Regions from separate parts of the Homo sapiens genome. Here region 2 is linked to region 1. The links are chromatin contacts, found by Hi-C or POLR2A ChIA-PET in ENCODE. All regions are on one chromosome and are shown on one strand. The core of a region is the stretch at or near the end of the contact, and the rest is flanking DNA. Distances in the headings are between cores, read along the strand shown.

The links. Hi-C counts contacts between places; a loop is a spot of excess contacts on that map. ChIA-PET counts read pairs that join two places held with the same protein, here RNA polymerase II (POLR2A). Pooled maps may share reads with other maps.
Region 2: a map of CD14-positive monocyte shows a loop between it and region 1 (9-fold over the local background). The contact joins two enhancer-like sites. A Hi-C loop is called at or near these places in 3 of 168 maps with a recorded cell type or tissue (CD14-positive monocyte, IMR-90 and ovary) and 3 of 50 pooled maps. POLR2A ChIA-PET finds 5 or more read pairs at or near these places in 3 of 52 experiments (AG04450, H1 and HEK293).

The regions. Positions count from the first base shown.
Region 1 is chr17:83,152,484-83,158,445 of GRCh38, forward strand. The region is part of intron 2 of LOC101929650 (a long non-coding RNA gene); the gene reads left to right. Among named protein-coding and RNA genes, the nearest start is that of METRNL, 76 kb to the left of the region's middle. RefSeq lists an enhancer at 1-8. Within about 2 kb of position 3,093, at least 2 of the 41 ENCODE cell types and tissues checked have a DNase peak (open chromatin) inside an H3K27ac peak, as active enhancers do; they include CD14-positive monocyte, where a contact is called at or near this core.
Region 2 is chr17:83,198,129-83,204,090 of GRCh38, forward strand. All of the region lies in intron 2 of LOC101929650 (a long non-coding RNA gene), which reads left to right. LOC105371948 (a long non-coding RNA gene) reads left to right here. Exons shown (of 3, transcript XR_933965.3): 3 at 1,675-1,858. Among named protein-coding and RNA genes, the nearest start is that of METRNL, 120 kb to the left of the region's middle. Within about 2 kb of position 2,368, at least 30 of the 41 ENCODE cell types and tissues checked have a DNase peak (open chromatin) inside an H3K27ac peak, as active enhancers do; they include CD14-positive monocyte, where a contact is called at or near this core.

The sequences.
Region 1 (5,962 bases), core at 1,843-4,342:
ACGCGTGCAAGACAGGCAGATGGGGCCCGGTAGAGAGGGGTCGCGAACTCACGGGGTGACAGCGGACGCTGTCTGGGGGCAGGAGAGGGAGATGGTCCAGGGCCTCAGGCTTGAACCAGGCAGGAGACCCACGCGTGCAACGCAGGCCGATGGGGCCCGGTAGAGAGGGGTCGCGAACTCACGGAGTGACAGCGGACGCTGCCTGGGGGCAGGAGAGGGAGATGGTCCAGGGCCCCAGGCCTCAGGCTCGAACCAGGCAGGAGACCCACGCGTGCAAGGCAGGCCGATGGGGCCCGGTAGAGAGGGGTCGCTCGGGGCACAGAGCTCGGAGCAGGGCGGCCGTGGGGCTCCGCTCACAGGGAGAGGCACAGGGTCGAGTGAGGAACCCTTCCTGCCGCAGCCAGGCTGGCCGTGGAGATGGGCCGAGAATGGGGAGGGCGTCCCCAGCAGGGCATTCGGGGTCAGGAGGCGCCCGTGGGCGGCAACACCGTGGGCTGGAGGCACCGCGTCTGGCAAAGGGAAGGCCCCAGTCCGGCGGCTTCACGGCCCACCGCGGTGTCCGGGTTGAGGCGGGGGCCGCGCGCATCCTCGGGGGGGGACAGTCGGCCCCGGGCGAGGGGCTACCCCTCAGGCCCCCGTCCCCGAAAGGCCACGGGTGTGGGGACTCGAGCCTGGCCTCGGATCTCAGGCTTGGACGGAACCTAGTGAGGACCTGACACCGTGGGGGCGGCCTGTGGTCCCCGTCCGTGGCCAGGCATCCCCCGTTCACCCATCAGCTGCCTGAGCTCCGCCACCTCATGGCCGGGTGCTTTGGCACCCGGGATACTTCACTGAAAAGAGACTTTTTCCACTGTGGCCGAGAACGAGGGATTTAAAAAACGTCAAAGCCAAACCCCGTCTATGAGCAGCTGTCGTGTCCGCTCCGCTGGCCTCGTGCCCGGCCACGCCACCATCACTTTCCAAAAGTGTCGCTGCGGAAGGCTCACTGGGAGGACAAATGTCGGCCCCACCCGCAGTTTCTCTGTTCCCTATTTTCTCACCACTTCTTGTTAATTTGGGGCTGCTGCTTCCTTTGGCCCCTGCTCAGGCTCTGGATTCTGGGCTTAGTCCTGTGGGCAGTTCTGTGAGCTTATGATTAAATACCTGATATTATTAAATACTCAGGAGCATGTGTGAGAGCCGCTGGCCCTGGTGCCCGGGTTACAGCTGTGTGGGGACGTCGGTGCTGCCTGCCTCCTGCCCCGCTGGGGGGAGGGAGCCCCCCCAACCTATGCTGCAGGTGTGACACCATGGAGGCCAGCCCCTGGCGCCGGTGACGTCTCGGGGTGACAGGCAGGACCCCCTTGTCCTGCCTCCTTCCCGGATGTCTGATTTGGCCGGGATTTGAGGCTGTGGGGGCCACCGCCTCCTGAGGCACGAGGCATTCCTGTGGCAAGGGGCGGCAGGGAGACCTTGCTGTCACCACCGTGGCTGGTCTGTCAGTCGGGGAACTTGGGAACCCCAGAATCCTGCAGGCCGAAGGGACCTTGCCCTCGAGAGGGGGTGAGGAAACGAGGCTGAGACGACCTTTGCCAGTGCCCTTGGGGGGCGAAGCGGGATCTGGCCTTGGCGTCTGCCCTTTTCAAGGGTCCTCCCTGCACGCCTGGCGCCTGTCCCTCCCCACAGTGGGGAGCAGGGGAGCCCCACTCTACGTCCCCCGTTTACTGTCCCCACGCCCCCTTCCCAGTCGAGCTGTCCATCTCCTTCATAAGAAAAGACTCTTCCACCCAAGAAACTCCCCAGCAGCTGCCTCAGGCCTTCCCGTCACGGCCCTCACTGCTCCCCAAGTAAAGTGGGGGCTGTGGGTCAGGAAGGGCCCCAGCTTGGGTCCGAGTGGGGTCCCCGTGGGTCCCCTGCACCCCTCATGATATGTGTGGGGTGGGAAGGGGCCTTCCAGGGCCTCTGGGACCCAATCCAGGAACTTGTTCTCAGAGAGTCACCAGCCAAGTCTCCTGGGCTTTTCTCCGCTGCTCCCACAGAGCCCTGGGCCTGGGAGGGTGGGACCACCCAGGAAGGGGACAATTCTGGGCCCCGGGATGCCCCCCCGCTCTGGGGACAAGGGGATGGTTTGTTAAAATCCCACTCCCGCTCTGTTGTGAAAGATGATTCTTGTCTTCCTGCACCACTCGGCCTGTCCTGAGGCTGCCGCCATTTCCCAGTCAAGCCCTGACCTCCTTCACAAGAAAAACCTCTCCCAGCCGAGAAACTCTCAGCCCCCAGGAGCTCACCAAGTTCCCAGGCACCTGTTCCAGGGCCCCAGCTCAGTACTTCCATGGGAGAGCAGGTTAGAAAGCCTGGAACATCCCAGCTCCACCTCCCACATACCCTCAGACCCTGGGTGAGAGTGGGGTCCCTGGCTCTACTCCCTACACACCCTCAGACCTCAGGTGACAGTGGGGTTCCCAGCTCTACTCCTGACAGACCCCCAGACCCCCAGTGACAGTGGGGTCCCCAGCTCCACCTCCCCATAGACCCTCAGACCTCATATGACAGGGGGTCCCCAGCTCCACCTCCCCATAGACCCTCAGACCTCATATGACAGGGGGGTCCCCAGCTCCACCTCCCACAGATCCTCAGACCCTGGGTGACAGTGGGGTCCCCAGCTCCACCTCCCCATAGACCCTGAGACCCCGGGTGACAGTGGGGTTGTTGCTGGTCCCACTTCCCACAGACCCTGGACCTCCTCAGGAAGGCATCCGGTGGTTGTATTGACCCCGGGTGTGAGAGCCCACGTGAAACGGAAGTTGAGCCAACCTTCCATTGTTCCCTCACCTGGCCCTGCCCCAGCTCAGACCTGAGCCAGCGGGTAGGTGCCCACCGCCAGTCCCAGGCAGAGGTTCCTCCGGTGCTCACAGCAGCCCTTGGCCCCATCCCGGCTCTTTCTGTTTGGGAATCTGGTGAGTATAAAGTGGCCTTGCTTGCGGTTTACTTTGAGTTTCCCTGACTGTAAGTAGAACTTGCCATCCTCACGCATCCCCGAGAGTGCCTGCCTGTGCCCTCCGGCGGGGCCACCTCTCGCTTTCTGAGTCACGGCTCCCTGTGGCTCCCGACATGAACCTCATCAGCTGTGTGTGCTGCAGATGTTTCCTCCCAGTTCATGCCCTGCCTTTGCCCTTGTCTTTTGTCTTCTGATGGTAGATTTGGACGTAGGACGTGCGTCAGCCTTGTCTTTCACAATTTTCCTCGTTTGTATCTGAACAAACCCTTCCTGGCCTCGAGTGTGGGAGATATTCTCCTGTAGCTTTTACTTCCATCATCTTGCCCCCATCACAAGTCCTCATCCATCTGGAAGCAATTTCCTTGTGTTTGGTTGAAGATAGGGATCCAGTTTCGCTTTCCTAATGTGCGTGGCCAGTCCCTGGCACCGTGCGCAGGCCTGCACCTCACCTCTGTCGGGCCCAGGCCTTCTCTGTGTGCCGGGCTGTTTCTGGGCTCTGTGGTCGGCTCCACTGGCCGCATGCCTGTCCCTGCACCACTGCCCCCACATGCCAACCCTGTGGCTTGGTTGTTGGTCTCAGCGTGCTCCTGGGAAACTCTCCTGCCTTGCCCTTCAGTGACTCACTCGCTCCAGTAATCAAACACCTACTGTGTGTCAAGAAAAGTGTCACTGACAAAAGCATCTGCCTTCTTGAAGCCCATTCAAATGCAGTTATGTCTATGTTGGAGAGAGACAGACTTTGTGATGGAAGGTTCTCTGGACAATGGTAATCGAGCATGACAGTGAGTGGCAGCTGCTGTTTAGATGGAATTGTCAGGGAGGCTCAATGAGAAGTAGGCATCTGAGCAAAACTCAAAGGAAAGGAGAGAGTGAGCCATGGACGTCCTGACAATTCCACTTATGATACTTTTCCTCCTCCCCGAGGTCAGGATGGTCCCTACCTCTGCCGGTCTTGCATGTTGTTTTAACGTATGTGAGTGGAACCCCTTGTTCTCATGCCGCAGCCCATTGTGTGAATAGGCTACACTATACCTGTCTGTTCGATTGTTGATGGCTATTTGGGTTGCTTAGTTTATGGCCATTTTGAATATGCTGCCATGGCTGGGTGAACATACGCGTTTCCGCTGGGTGTGTATCTAGGGCTGTGATTGCTGAGTCAGAGTGTGTGTCTGTTCAACTTTTGTCGGTAACGCCAAACCGTCTTTCTGAGTGGTTATGGATTCATGCTCCACCAGAGGAGAGAGTTCCCACTGCTCCTCATCCTTGGCAACTCTTGATTTTACCAGTAGTTTAAATTTTAGCCACGTTGGTGGGTGTGGAGTGGTGTCTCATTGAGGCTAATTTTCACCTCCCTGATAACTAAAGATACTGGTCCCTATTTCATGTGTTTATTGGTCATTCATACGTCTTTTGTAAACTTTCTATATATTTTGCTCATTTGTTGAATTGAGTTGCTTATAAAAATTATGTATTTGTTTATTTTTTGAGATGGAGTGTCCCTCTGTCGCCCAGGCTGGAGTGCAATGGTGCGATCTCGGCTCGCTGCAACCTCCGCCTCTCGGGTTCAGGCGATTCTCGTGCCTCAGCCTCCCGAGTAGCTGGGATTACAGGCAATAAAAATTATTTTGAATTGCAAGTGTTCTGTATATATTCTGGGTACAGGTCCTTTGTCCGATACATGTATTGCAAATATTCTCTTCAGTCTGTCTTTTTAAAAATTTTCTTAATAGTTCTTTTTGAAAAACAAAGGCTTTTAATTTTGAAGTATAATTTATTAACATTTTCTTTTCACTTGATGATTTGTGTCCTGCTAAAAAACCTTTGCGAACACCAAAGTCACAAAGATTTTCTCCTATGTTGTCTTTTAGTAGTTTCATGGTTTTAACTTTAACTTTTAGCTCCATGATCCCTTTTGACTGAATTTTTACGTATGGTATGAGGTAAGACTTGAGACTGTCCTTTCCACATTGAATTACCTTGGCACTGTATAAAATTGGCTGTATGTATATATACGTATATATACATATATACGTATATATACATATATATACACATATACACATATATACATATATACATATATATACACATATATATATTGGGCTGTGCACAGTGGCTCACGCCTATAATCCCAGCACTTTGGGAGCCTGAGGTGGGCAGATCACCTGAGGTCAGGAGTTCGAGACCAGCCTGACCAACATGGTGTGGTGGTGGACACCTGTAGTCCCAGCTACTTGGGAGGCTGGGGTAGGAGAATATATATATATATAGGTCTGTTTCTGGACTCTCTGTGCTGTTCTGTGATCTACATGCTTATCCTAACACTAGTACTCTACTATTTGCTGCTTTATTGTATGTATTGAAATTAAGTAGTGTAAATCCTCCAAATTTGTTCTTTTTCAAAATTGTTTTGGCTATCCCAGGTCCTTTGCCTTCCCATATAAATTTTAGAATCTGTTTTAGAATCAATTTTTACAAAAACAAATGCCTGCTAGGATTTTGATAGGGATTGAGTCTAATCTATAGATGAATTTGAAAGAAAAGACATCTTAACAATATTGAGTCTTCTAAGCCATAAACGTGGTATGTCTTTCCATTAATTTAGTTCTTCTTAATTTCTCTCAGCAATGTTTTATAGTTTTTGGTATACAGGCCCCACACACATTTTGTTAAATTTATCCCTAAGTATATCATGCTTCTGGATGCTTTTGTAAATATTTGTTTTTGTTTGTTACTTATTTTCATTTTCCAATTGTGCTGATATACAGAAATACAGCTAATTTTTGTATAGTTTTATATTCCGTGACCTTGTTAAGTTCACTTACTCGTTTTAGTAGTTTTCTTAGATACATATTTTAGGATTGTGTATGAATAGAATCATGTTACCTATGAATAAAGACAGTTAACTTCTTTTCCAATCTGTATGACTTTCATTTCATTTCTTGGTTTATGGCAGTGTCTAGACCAATCTCTGCCTTTTTTTTT
Region 2 (5,962 bases), core at 1,118-3,617, 45 kb after region 1:
TTTACCTTTTTAAGGTTGTTCTTTTCATCACATAAAAGTTTTTAAATTTTAAGTAGTCAAATGGTTTCCTTTAAGGCTTTGGATTTTGCATTTTTATACCAAAATGCTCTTGTATTTTCTTCCAAACTTTATAATTATTCTTTTTTTTTTTTTTTTTTTTTGCCTTTAAGTTCATTTTGGGGCATGGGGTGAGACAGAATAGCACCATTTTTCCACATTAAATCTTAGATATTGTGAGCCCTGGAGGACACAAATTACAGCTTAGAGGCCTGGAGCATGATTCTGGAGCCAGGCTTCCTGGGCCGGAGTCCACGTCCTGCCCATGGTGGCTGGCCATTGCTTTGGGGAGCCTCTCTGAGCCTCAGTGTCCTCTTTGAAAGAGTGGTTGTTCAGAGTAAGAGGGTATCTTCCTGTGGACGACTCAGCTTGCGTCTCAGCCCACAGTGAGCGAAGAACCAGGGGGTCTCACAGAGCCCTGACTCAGGTGCTGAGGGTCCCCCTAACCTCCAGGCAATTCGGCCTGCACCCCCACCCCCGCTTCTTCTTGCCTCTTCTAGAAGAGAGGAGGGTGGCGGTAAGGCTGGAAGGGGGAAGAAAATCTGTTTCCCAAAGCCTCCAGGTGATTCAGCCAGAGTGAGACCAAATGGCTTGGGTCTTGGGTTTTCAGCTTCCTCACCTGTGCGGTGCAGGTGACAGCACCCCACTTCCTACTCTGTGGGCAGGTAACACCTGCGTGCTCTGAGAAGGGGAAAACATCTCCACCCTCCCCAGAGGCCTGCACGGCCGGAGGTCACAGTGAGGCGGCCACACGCCCCGGGCTCTTGCTCCGAGGGGACGCTGTCCCAACAAGAGGCCCCCTCACAGTCTGTCCTGACCCTGGCTCTGTGGCCCCTCCTTCTCCTTGATCAGGCCCCTCCCGGGTCTACCGGGATCTCTGGCTGCCCCCCGACCCCCTGCTGCAGCCCCAACCCTAGGTCTCCACAAAGACTTCGGGATGCCCCGTGAGCCCCTGGGTCCTGGACCCCTCTTCCTCCTCCAGCCCCTCCTCTCCCAGCTGCTCCTGGCTGCCCTTTAATTGCTCAGAGCTGTTCAGCAACCTGGCGCGTAGCTGGTACATAAGTGGCTGTTGGTTGGAGTCAAGTGAGTGATGGGGAGATGCTAAGAAGAGTGAAAGAAGCCTCGGCACCCGCCGGGAGCAGGTGCTGGGGGTGTGAGTGCCGCTGAATGAACGCGTCCTGGGACGGGATCCTGAAGCCCACCCTCCCGCCGGGCCCCCACAACCCAGAGCGCACACCAAACTTTCTACGTGTCTTTCCCGGTCAGCCTGAGCCCAAACCACCCATGTCCCTGAGCTTGTCCTTGTCTGAAAGAGGAGGGAAGTGTCTGTGTCCTCAGGAGCCCCTGGCCTTAAAGATAGGCACCCTGGCTCTGGCAGGCAGGTGGCCCCTGGCAGCCTCGCCCACGCCCGCGGTGACTAGCTCTCGGGCAAGCGATGCAAGTGCAGAAACCAGCTCTGTGTGGTCAGTGCCCCGGAGCTGCAGCGGCAGCAGAGGTCGGAACACCTTCCTCTGTGGGCACGCCACGGAAATTTAAAGACACAGGGTGCTCTTTCGCAAACTGGGCTCGTTGATTCTACAGGAGAAGGTAACTATTATTGAGTTTCTTCTTTTTCAGAATGAGTGGCATCCAAACCTGACTCATATTTCCAACTTTATTAATTTTTGCAAGACTTCGGAGGGTGCTCTGTGGCGATTAATATTGCTGAGCTGAGCACAGCTGCAGTACTTTCCTGTAAAACTGACTAAAGGAGAAGTTGGTGTCTTCCTCATACAAGAAATACATAAATCAGTTAAAAATAGTTCTCCGAGCGGATATGATGATGTCGTGGCCGTCACAGGAAACACATGAATCAGCCTCATCCTCAGTTCCAGGGAAGTGGGGACAGTCGGTGGTCCTTGGACCCCTCTTGGGGCGCGTGGGTGAGGCAGGGTCCCTCTGGCTTTACCTCATACCCGGACTGGCAAAGCTGCCTGGGAGGACAACTAAAACCATGCTCCTTTGATTCTGTGGACATTGCTAATTGCTGGGCGTTCATTTCTTGAATTCAGACCTTCTCATGAACCAGAGGAGCTGGCTCAGAAAAATGCCGGTGACGCATGGGCCTGAACTGGTCAGTGCAGCTCAGAGATGCTCGCCGTGGGGGACGTGCAGTTTGCCTGTGGGCCAGTTGTCCACCCGTCACCGTTACCCCGCTGAGGAAGCTGTGGGTGCCACCCAGAGAGCTTGGGTACAACACGGTCTCTGCTTTACTCATAAAAAGCCAAGACCTATGTGGTCATGGAGCGTTAAAACAGAAATTTCACACCACGCCGTACGGTCCCCGAGGCCAGGGTGTTGGCACATTTCACATCCAGGAGGTGCCGTCGCTGTCACTGGCTCAGCAAAGCCAGTGCCGAAGCCACTGCAACTGCCTGAGGCCCAGCGGTGGCTGGGAGCCAATTGGTGTCACTCGGTTACCACAGGGAAGGAGACGTGGCTGTAGAGGCTTGTCGCAGGTCACAGAGAAGGGACTTTTGGGCTCCAGGCCTAGTGGGTTCGAGTCAGCACGGTGTCTTCCCCGACACCAAACCCAAGGACCCTCAGCACTTCCTGACCTCAGGTTTCTATTTCTAGGGTGGGGAGTAGAGGTGAAGGGAAGCAAAGTCAGAGTTGAATATAAAGCTCCAGAAAAACTCAGCTCAGAATTGACTAGAGGGTTGAGAGCCTGAGATCCCTAAGGGGACATGTCAACCCAGGGCAGCCGCTGAGGGAGACTGACATGGTTTCCATGGTCCTTCCACTGGGCTGGGGCCCTCCCTGGGGAGTCTGTGCTGGGCTGGACCTTCTTCCCTGCCAGTGGCCTCTCCTGGCTGGTTGGGGAGCTCCGGGGGAGCAGACGGCAAGAGTCTTGTTTGGAAACATGCCCTTCCCAGGAAATCCCCAAAACAAAACCTGAGAAGATCTCCTGGAAGCTCAAAAGCAATTTTCTTTTCATATGTCGGGCCAATAAGAGTTAATTTCACCCAGTTTCTATATTTTCATGGGTCCTTAGAAGCTTTCTGACCCTGTGCCCTGAGACTTAGGGTCTGATGGCTGAAGGAACCTTGGTCCCAGGTCCCTCTCCTGTGGAGGGGCCGTCAGAGGGAGAGAAGAGCTCGCCCTGGTTCACTTGGCCTGTCCTGAAAGAGAACCAGGAGGGAGAGCAGCCTAGCATGGGTGCACACAAGCATATGTACAAACATGTGCTAGGGCAACTCACACACGTCCACATGCATGCACATACACACATGCCCACACCCATGCACACTTATGTGTGCACACAGATTCAGACTGTACCTGTACACTTCCACACTTCCACATGCATGCACATACACACATGCCCACACCCATGCACACTTGTGTGTGCACACACAGATTCAGACTGTACCTGTACACTTACTTCCACATGCATGCACATACATGTCCACGCCCATGCACACTTGTATGTGCTTGCACAGATTCACACGTGTACATGCACACACACATTAGCATGTCCTTGCATATGCACACATACACACATCTGACTTCACATTACATACACACATGTACATGCACATACATGACACACATGGCTCGAACTGGAGGGGAGGGTCCCAGTTGCTCCCCTCGCCTGACCATCTAGTAAGTGTTGTGCCCCATGCTGCCCCATCCTGGGCTCCTGGCCAGGCTCTAAGATTAACTAGAGAGGCTCTGTCCCTAAGAAAGGTCATGCACTTCAGGGTAGGTAAGGTGGACAGGCAAGGCCTGGTGACCTCGGCCCATCCTTGTGCCTCCAGAAGCCGTAACTCACCTCAAAGAGGTTTTCCTGCTGGAGGGAACTATCTCTGAGCAACAGGGGCAGACTTCACAGCTCAGGCGCCCTCCTGAAGGTAAGAGGCACTGGGCTCGCCTATCAAAGACACTCTCCTGTCCCCGCAGGTTCCCATATGTCCCATCAGGGAGCTGGGCTCCAAAGTCTCCCGCCCTGCTTCTCCTAGAGAATGCAAAGGCTGCCTCTCTTCCCTCCCAGTGTAACCTGACCCTCCTCTGTGCCCCTTGGCCACCCTTGCATCCTCTAGCTCCTTCTGACACCTTCTTTTTGACTGTTCACAGAGGGCAGGATCTGAAGCCTGCAGAGGTGACCCTTGGTGCCTTGTGCAAGGCTGGCCAGCAAGTAAGCATGACTTTTGGCTCTGCTGCCAGCTGGGCCATTTGATCTACACACACTTTTCTGCCTCTACCTGGAGTTAGGCGAGGCTCTCTATAGAATGGGTACTTGTCAACAAAGTGGGCTTAGACTCCGGGCAGTAGCAGTTGAGGCAGGAGCAGTGGGAGAAGTCTGGGCTAATGGCAAGCACCCAGTCCCCTCTGTGAGCTGCCCACTTGTCCCAGGCTCTGCCATGGCCCTTCCTCTGATTTTTAGGAGCTTTCATGAGGCCTCGCACAGCCTGAAGGAGCAGAGCTTGTTGTGCTAATCCCCAGCATCCTCTGCAGAGTTCTCAACACCTTGTGGCCGAAAGGTCCTTCAGATTGTCCAGGCACCCACCCCGAAAACCAGCCCTGGCATGGGGGTGCTGACCCCTCCCGGAGCAGTGGGGTGCAGGGCTCATAAGGCGGGGTCTGCAAAGCATGCTGGGGTCTTGCTCTGTGCTTACTCCAAGGATGCAGCCCGGAGTGCCACTGCTCTTGGACTTTCCTTGAGACACCCAGAGCATTGTGTGGCCATCACTTCTCACGTGGTCTGGCTGCTTGGGGGGCTGGCCTGAGTCAGCTAGGGCCAGTGCTCACCTTATCCTAATCACCTACTGGGGGATTTTGTAGGCTTGACCCTCCATGCCCTGGTGTTTCCCACAGGCTGTGAGGTTCTAGGGTGTCCCAGGGAGGATAGACGAGGCTGGTGTCCTAGGATCCCTCCCTGTCCGATCCAAGGTGAGGCTGCCAGGGAATGGAATCTGGCTCTCAGGCATGGGGGCCAGGCTCGCCTGCAGCCTCAATGTGGCTGGGCCCTGAAGGCCAGGGGTGGGTGGGGTGCAGCCCAGAGCTTTCTGCGGCTGAATCACCCTCTGGGTACAGGAAGCCTGACCGCATGACTTCCAAACTGATGCAACTCGGACTTTCTACTGAATTTGTGAGCTGTGATACTATTGCTTCTGAAGTCAAAGAGGGCTCAGAGGGTTCACGGAGCATTCCCTTTCAATGACGATCGGCCTCTCTGGAATATCTCCAGTGTCAGCAGGGATGGTGTCAGGGTTCTCCTAGCAAGAAGTCATAAGGAATGGAAGGGCTGAGAAAAATGAGGGTTAGAGTGACACCATGTCAGTCCCCCTGGCTAGCCTCTGCCAGCTGGACAAGCTGGGGCCTCCTCTCCACCTTGACTGGCCTGTGCCGGGGGAGGGAGCCAAGGGCAGGACCCTCTTGCACCTCTACCCTGGGCCTGGTCCATTCTCGCTCCTGGGACCTCCCCAGAGACCTCCGCAGCACACCCCACCAGCACAGTGAGCAGCACGGAGAGACCCAGACCGAAGTGGCCATGTGCTCCATGTGAGGGCTCCGTAGGAAGCAAGGATGTACAAGTGGCTCCTTTTCCCTTCCTAGGGGTCCCTTGCAGGGCTGGGACCCCACTCTAGGCGAGGCCTCTGGGCAAGGATGACCGTCCCTGCCTGCCTCTGGGAAAGAGTAAGTTCCTGCTCCTGGTGTCAGCGCCGACTGGTTCTCCAGGGACCACGGCGGAGGTCTGCCCTCTGTCTTACTTTCTCATAGAGATTTTCCGTGGGACCTGGGCTCCCTGCCTGGTTAGGGCTGGTTGAAGAATAAGTGGGAACGGTGGAGGAAGGAAGGGGATGTGCCAGCTGTTGCTCTGGCCCTTTCGTGTGGATATGAATCCCTGGTGAGAGGCAGATCCTGC